Regions from separate parts of the Mus musculus genome. Here all the other regions are linked to region 1. The links are chromatin loops, found by intact Hi-C in ENCODE. Cell type or tissue: left cerebral cortex. All regions are shown on one strand.

Evidence for each region. Hi-C counts contacts between places; a loop is a spot of excess contacts. Peaks named below come from ENCODE experiments on the same cell type or tissue, not always from the same donor. Only the 100,000 strongest peaks of a DNase experiment are listed, where the experiment ranks them.
Region 2: it touches region 1 in a loop (3-fold over the local background); 3 of 42 quality-filtered maps call a loop at or near these places.
Region 3: a loop joins it to region 1, with 2.3 times the contacts of the local background. A loop is called at or near these places in 5 of 42 quality-filtered maps.

What each region holds. Positions count from the first base shown.
Region 1 is chr14:120,473,337-120,475,836 of GRCm38, reverse strand. No RefSeq gene overlaps it. Among named protein-coding and RNA genes, the nearest start is that of Rap2a, 3.9 kb to the left of the region's middle. In left cerebral cortex, no CTCF peak of the experiment used is centred here; DNase peaks (open chromatin) are centred at 1,437 and 2,054; H3K27ac peaks cover 1,598 bases.
Region 2 is chr14:120,808,293-120,810,792 of GRCm38, reverse strand. No RefSeq gene overlaps it. Among named protein-coding and RNA genes, the nearest start is that of Gm41253, 3.3 kb to the right of the region's middle. In left cerebral cortex, no CTCF peak of the experiment used is centred here; a DNase peak (open chromatin) is centred at 1,251; H3K27ac peaks cover 537 bases.
Region 3 is chr14:120,570,496-120,572,995 of GRCm38, reverse strand. No RefSeq gene overlaps it. Among named protein-coding and RNA genes, the nearest start is that of Gm41252, 6.8 kb to the left of the region's middle. In left cerebral cortex, no CTCF peak of the experiment used is centred here; a DNase peak (open chromatin) is centred at 1,239.

The DNA.
Region 1 (2,500 bases):
CTGCCTGTGGCCAGAGTGGGAGGCTGTTCACTCACATCTCTGACACTCTGGAAGAAGGGAGTTCTGAATGGCAGTTCTCCTCTTCCCCCTTTTTTCAGTCCAGTACCCTAGCTGGTGGGGTGGGTGGAAATGCATTCAAGGTTCTTCTTCCCTGCCCTCAGCCACTCCTCTGAAAACTCCTTACAGACATGCCCCAGAGTGCCCCACTGCCCTGGGTGCATTTTCATCCTGTTCAGTTGGCAACTGAAGTAACTATTGGGTAGTTTGTGCCCTACCTACTACATGGTCTATCTATGCACTGTCTAGTACATAGTCTACCTATTCACTGTCTACTATAGTCTATCTATCTATGCACTGTCTAGTGCATAGTCTATCTATCTAGTACTGTGTGGGCTGAAAATCTAGATAGGCAGTGGTCTGTGGTGTGGGCTTGTCTTAGGATTTTGGATCCAGGAGCTAAGCAAATCTTTTTGTGATTCCTAGTTCCCCCAGAGTTGGGAGTCTGTCAACTAAAGTAAACATAATAGACATTGTCACAAAGTTGTGGGTGGGTTGCTAGTCACATGTCCTAGCATTTCTCAGGCTTTTCTCCCTGACATTTCATAAGCCTTTCTACATTTTCATGAGGTATAAAGATGGCAGCCTATGGTGTGGTATCTGTAGTCTGTCTGTTTCCCATTCTGACAGGCCTGTTTTTCATCTTATGAAAGTAGTTGTTTTGTTTTGTTTCTTTGTTTGTTTGTTGCTTTCTTGTTACTAATATATAAAACAAAAATTATGATCAGGAATATATTTTCTTACCTGTTATGGCTTGGATGAGGATACAGTCCTGGTTTGTGGTGGCATGTAGACTATTGCTTGAAAGGTGAGTTGCTATAATTAGAAGGGCGTCAGGGTAGAATGTGGTGGTGTATAGCTCTAAACCCAATTACCAGGATTTCTAAGCACAAAAGTGTTCAAAATTCAAACATGCCTAGGCTGCATGAGTTCAAGGCCAAACTGGGAAACTTAGTGAGGCCTGTTTATCAAGGCTGAGGTTCTATTCCCAGTATAAGAATAAAATAAAATTGAAGATTTGGGGGAAATATTGGTGTCTATATCCTGATCTTAATTATGTTCGTGTCTATGTCTATATAAGTACTGTTCCAACTCTGATTCCAAAAGCTTAAGTCTTCAATCATGTGTTTGGGGGAAAGACAAAAGAAAAATGTGATAAGAAATTCAGTCTTGCCTCAGATGTGTGAACCTGCGTGACAGTGGAGACCGAGCACTGAACACTGTCACCACAGGGTCCCTTCGGCTTTAGAAGTGTGTTGCTGGGTGAGAAAGGAAAAAAAATGAAAACTTAATTTCTCTTTTCTCCACTGGATCTGAAGAGGGATCTCTCACCTATATCCAGATAGCCTCAACTGTCACACTTGTGTTACCATGGAAACCCAGCCAGCTCCTTTCTTTCTGTAAAAAATGTTGAAAAGGGTGGAATGAAATGGAAATGTATTGTATTTTCTGACTTTGTGAATGCAGCCAGAAGCAAATAAGCACAGAATTTGATACAGACAAGCCTAAAGGACACTGTGCCTGGACCAGGGTTTCCTGCTCTTTAAACCCTGGCTCCTCTCTCTCCCCACTAAAGCCTGCTGTCTCCTGAATCCTAAGTGAAAGACCACCAAACTCCTGGGATGCTGCTGGTGATTACGAAGGGGATGGGGAACTGTCTAGGCCTCTGAGGCTTCACGCAGCTGAGGTAAATCTGCAGACACGAAGCATAGAAATTGAAGGGGCAAGATAAACACGTTCTTATGAAAACCTAACATCTTGGTGCTCTTGAAAGGAAAAACTAGAACGCAGACACAGTGTGCAACGAGTCTGAGAAAGAAATCTGTTGGATGAAAGAGTAAATATTTCAAACGGCAGCTTAAGGAGGCTTCTTAATGAGAAGGCTTGCTGGTTAAGGGAGAAGGCCTGGAGGATCTTAAGAGCTGGGGATTCTGAGGAAACACAGCAGCGGAGGGCAGAGGGCAGTCTGGGCTGACGGCACTCCCACTCCCACACTTGTCCTCTGTCACTGCCAGAGAAGCTGGGCTGAATCGCACTGCCCGTTAACAACAGTTTGTGCCTCTTCCATGGGTGGCCCTCTTCTCATGCTGATGGCATCTGGGATTCAGGTCCAAGTACGCAGATGCCTCATGTTTGACCTGGCAGAATGATGCTGAGAACGCAGCTAGTGTCTGAGGGCATTTTCATCCTGTAAACATGTCGGTACAGCACAAAGGCATTATGTTCACTGCAAATCTGCTCCGCTTTCTGCATTTGAGGGATACAGTAGGAAACAGTTGACCCAAAGAGCTTTATTCTAGCCAGAGAGATAAATATTACACTACCAATTACCTCTGGAGTACCATAATTTAATGCAGATAAGACAATATCAGGCTGGAGAGATGGCTCAGCCGTTAAAGGCTAGGCTCACAACCAAAAATATAAGACAATATCAGATTTAAAA
Region 2 (2,500 bases), 330 kb before region 1:
TAGCTGACTGTGATCATTCCACGGGGTTTCTTGTAGAGCAAAGACTTCATGTCTTTCAGGTGCCAGCAACTTTCATCCCTGTTCTCTTTTCTGGCTAGTTTTATGTCAACTTGACCCAAACTAGGGTCATCTGAAAGGAGGGAACCTCAATTAAGAAAATGTTGCCATAAATCCGGCTGCATTAGTGATCAGTGCTGGGGGGCCCAGCCCATTGTAGGTGATGCCATCCCTGGGCTGGAGGTCCTGGGAAGAAAGCAGGCTGAGCAAGCCACGATAAGCAAGGCAGTACTCCTCCACCGGCTCTGAATCAGCTCCTGCCTCCAGGATCCTGCCTAATTCTAGTTCCTGTCCTGGTTTCCTTCAGCTGGTCTACATATTGGGTGTTATCCATATGGATTTGTGGGGCTCTGGCCCAGCCGAAGAGGCCAAAGAGTTGCAGGTCTCCAAGGGGTAGCGGGAGCAGGGCTGGCTGCTGGGCCTCTTCTGGGGCTGCAGGAGGTGGGAGGTAGTAGGGAGGCTAGGAGCCAAAGTCGGGGCCACTGGACAGGAAGTGGCTGCAGCTGCTCGAGCAGCGTCCAGCCATGTCAGCTTCGGAAGAGAATACTCTTCTCTGGAGTGTTACAGTTCGATGAGATATGCACTCTCAGACGATCTTTGGTGAAATAACTCATGCACTTCATTCCTTGTGGATAGGACCTTATCAACATTTGGGTGTGGGTTGGGATCTAGAGGCAGATGCGCTCTATGGGCTTGGTCTGAGACTCTAGGGATGCCTCATCTGCACGAGGAAGAACTTCAGGTGTTGTCCCTAAGTTACTCAATGGGGTGTCGTGGTCACACGTTCCAGAACAGGAGCCTGGTTGGGAGTAGATTTAAGTACCATTCTCAATGATGAGGATTCCTGAATCCGCCCAGCCTTACCAGGTTTTCTGTCTGGTGGCATGCTTCACCGCTCCACAATGGAGAACGATGTGGAAGTGTAAGCCAAATAAACCCTTTCCTCCCCACATTGCTTTGGTCACGGCGTGTCATCTCAGCAGTAGTGACTGTAACTAGGACAATCACTTAAGCCATGTAGCATGCTTCTCCTAGGCAGAGCATCTTAGTTCCTGCTTCAGTTTTAAGCTACTGCGGGCCGTATGAATTCTGTGAAGCTGCCATCTTCAAGGCCTGTGGGTTGCTACGTTTATCTCCTACATCATTTGCAGCCGATTCAGGCATGGTGTGTGAGGCTCTGACTGGGCACAGGGCCACCTGTGGGAGGGGGTGGTACAAGTCCTTGTTTTCAAGGCTCTGATTCTCTGGAAAGGGATGCTCCAGTCATATGGGCCTCCGCCTCCTCCCTCCTGTTGATGAAGTTTAGTCAGCAATTTGAGGAAAAAGAGACAAAGCAGAAAACATATGGGTTGTCAGCCCTAAGGGGCGATTTGGAGTAAGAAGGTTAGCCTGGGGCTTTTGGGTCATATGTCATTTTGGTATTAGGTAGTTATTTTATTTTATTTTGTTTTATGTGTATGAGTGTTTGGCCTGCATGCATATGTGGGAACCATGAGCATGACCTGTGCCCTCAGAGGCCAGAAGAGTGTCTTGGATTCCCTGGAACTGGAGTTAACAGGCAGTTGTGAGCTGTCACGTAGGTGCTTGGAATCAAACCTGGATACTTTGAAGGAGCACCAAGTGCTGTTAACCACTAAGCCATCTCTCCAGCCCCAGTTGGTGGTTTTAAATGTTATTATTATTATTTTTTACATGTATTGTTGTGGGATATCCATTAGAGAAGACTTGTTGGATATAGGTTTAAGTCAATAAAAAGTCTTCCCAGTGTAACCCACAGCTATTCCCAGGGTGAGCTTTTAAGCATAAAAAACAAAAACAAAAACAAACCAACACCCCCCCCCCAAAAAAAAACCAAAAAACAAAAAACAAAAAAACATGTTCTGGGTTGAGATTCTTCAGTTGACAAGAACAGTTAGCCAGAAGCAGAACTACAGAAGCCAAAAAGCAAGGTTAGTACAGTTAGTGACTTTCCCAGAGCTATGGACTTTGATGGATTAAGTTTTTGTTTTTGTTTTGGCTGATGGTACTGTCTACATGCTGGGTTTTAATGGAGTCAGTTGTGCTAAGGTCTGGGGTCCTATTACAGTATGGATGGTTGCCTGCATGTATGTGTGTGCACCATGTGCAAACCAGGTGCCAGAAGAGGCATTGAGTCCCTTGGAATTGGAGTTAGGGTGGGTTAGGAGCTGCCCTGTGAATGCTGGGAAATGTACCTTCACCCTCTGTAAAAGCAGCAATGCCCTTTACCACTGAGCCCCTTCTCTAGGGATGTTAAGTTAGAATAAAAAGCTGAAAAAAATCAGGGGCATGGGGAGAAAAAGAAGCCCTTTCCACCAGGATCTGGCTTGAGTTACTCACTCGCAGAGTCAAGAGCTTCAACATAACTGACCAAAAATGGAGATTGCCTACTGCCGTAGCTTGCCTCATGTGTCAGCTTGACACA
Region 3 (2,500 bases), 97 kb before region 1:
AGAGCTTAGACAAAATGCTAACACTTACGATCTATCTTTAAGTATTGCCTAAGAGTCGATCATTCTTTAGACCACGTAGGCAAAGTTCTAAACCTTATTCCTGATCTTCATGTAGCTTTAGTGTTTGCATTGCTTAGATTTCCTTGTGGCATGCATCAAAAAGAGGTGATGTTTGACTTTTATGAATAAAGAAATACGTTTAGTTCATGGGAGATACTCACCTACAGTCCTGTGGTGGCCTTGTTAATGGGGGCCCTCTTGTGCTTCATCCTTAGGGTGCATGGGCTAAGAGTGCCCCATGACCTCACAGGTTGGAGTTGGCTTTAGGTTTCACTCTAGAACACAAGTGAAGCATGCTGCTAACTGAAGGGGCAAGGAAGAGGCGCGCGGATGCTAAGATCAAAGTCATCTTCCCAAGGTCCTGATTCGGAAGATGAGGCTCGGTCTCTGTGTGTTGACTTCCGTGCTCAGGCACGTGACTTGGTGACTGCTCGGAAACTAGAACCAGATCTTTCTGATCCCCAAACAGCTGCTTTTCCTTCTTTCCTCTGTCAGCAGCTCTCTGTTCTGCTGAGCACAGCAGAGCACAGGTGACAACCACTTCCTGAAGGGTCCCCAGGCTTCCGTTTACAAACCTCTTGGTTTCCAAAGCCATGACTCAGGTCCCCGGTGCCTAACCTCCTTTTGTTCCTCTTTGCATTGTCCCTTTGCTCTGTCTTAGTATTTTTTCTTTGCCCCTCCATTGTAGGTGACCTTCCCAGGGCAAACAGGCAGATTGGGGTCAGGGTGTCCTGGGGTGCAGAGTCCAGTGGCCAACAAACAGAATCCTGGGTCTGCCTCAGTGGTCCCTGAGAGAGCAGGGATGGTCTGTACCTCTCACTGCCTCTTTTCCTTCCTGTCTCCCCTCCTCTTCCCTTCAGCTCCTCACTCTTCTCTCCCCTGGTCCCTTATCTCTGCTCTAGATGTTGCTCTTTCTTCGATAATAACAGTCCAAGATAATGTAGCTTTAGATAGTGTCACCAACCAGAAACACCCAAGGCTAGCTAAGCAGGCAGCAAAGTGTAATTTTAAATTTAAAATTAGCCATCTAGACCTATTTCAGGAGTTCATAGCTGTGGGGTGGTGACCAAATGCTCACCCTGTAGCAAGAGTCAGAGATGTGTGCAGTGGCTTAGTGAGTTAAAAAAAAATGTTCCTGGACTCATGACTCAAGAGAAAAATGCCATTGTTTCTAAAATAAGCACATTCTACATGCATTCTACATGATGCAAATGATTTCTGGATAACACAGAGTAATTTAAATATGTTTTAATTTTATTTTAAAATTACTCAAAAGAACTTTAGTGGCTAGTAGGTTGGAAAGAACAGAGTGTGAGGGAGGGCTTTCTTCTCTATTGTTAGAGGTGACAATGTTTACCATGCAGCTGGTTAAGGACTAGGGGACCTGTGACAGAGGTCAGTCACTGTGTGGAAGGAACTGGATAAGCATCAGTTAGTCATTGTTTGTAGCTTTACTGTTTCTATCATGTAACATTCTCTTCTAGAGGACAGTCACATGCCTTCCTCCTTCCCCAGATCCATCAGTGGCCACCTCATGCCTTGCTAATCAGTGTATGTATCGTGGATGGCACTTGGGGCGTCATCCTAGGTCATCAGGACAAATGAGGCTCCAGTCCCCCTTAGTCAGAATCAGAGCTAGAAGCAGATTCCAGCTGCAGATGTGCTGGGTTGCTAGAGCCGATCCTGGTTCTTGGCCACAGCGATCTTGTCTATAGCTCACTTCGATGACTATCACTTCCTGGGGGTCTAAGTGGAAAATGGCAAATATACCAAGCTAGCTCCTGCCCCTGGGATTCCTGTGTTATTTATTCTCTTCACCTGGGGGCTGGCTCTGCTTTCCACATAATGCCTGTTCTGCCCCTAAGGCAGGCATGCATGTACTTGTCCATATACTTTGTTCTCCACTCCATATATGTATGTATATATATATATATATATATATATATATATATATATATATATATATGTGTATGTGTATGTGTATGTGTATGTGTATGTGTATGTGTATGTGTATGTGTATGTGTATGTGTATGTATATGTATATGTATATGTATATGTATATATATGTATATATATACATATATGTATATATATGTGTGTGTGTATGTATATATGTGTGTGTGTGAATGTGTATGTATATAAGTGTATATGTGTGTATATATGTGTGAATGTGTATGTATATATGTGTATGATGTATATGTGTGTAGTGTATTATGTATGTGTATGTATATATGTGTATGTGTGTATGTATGTATGTGTATTTGATAGCACCTAAAATATGCTAAGCATTATGGTCCTCTCTAACAAGTTCCCATTGATACCGATGAACACAGCTGCTCTCTTATGTCTGGCATAGCTGTGTCATTGATTTTTAAGTCTCTGTTGATAATGCTATTGATACTGACCATAGGAGGCAGGGAGCCCCCTATGGTGGCTTTTT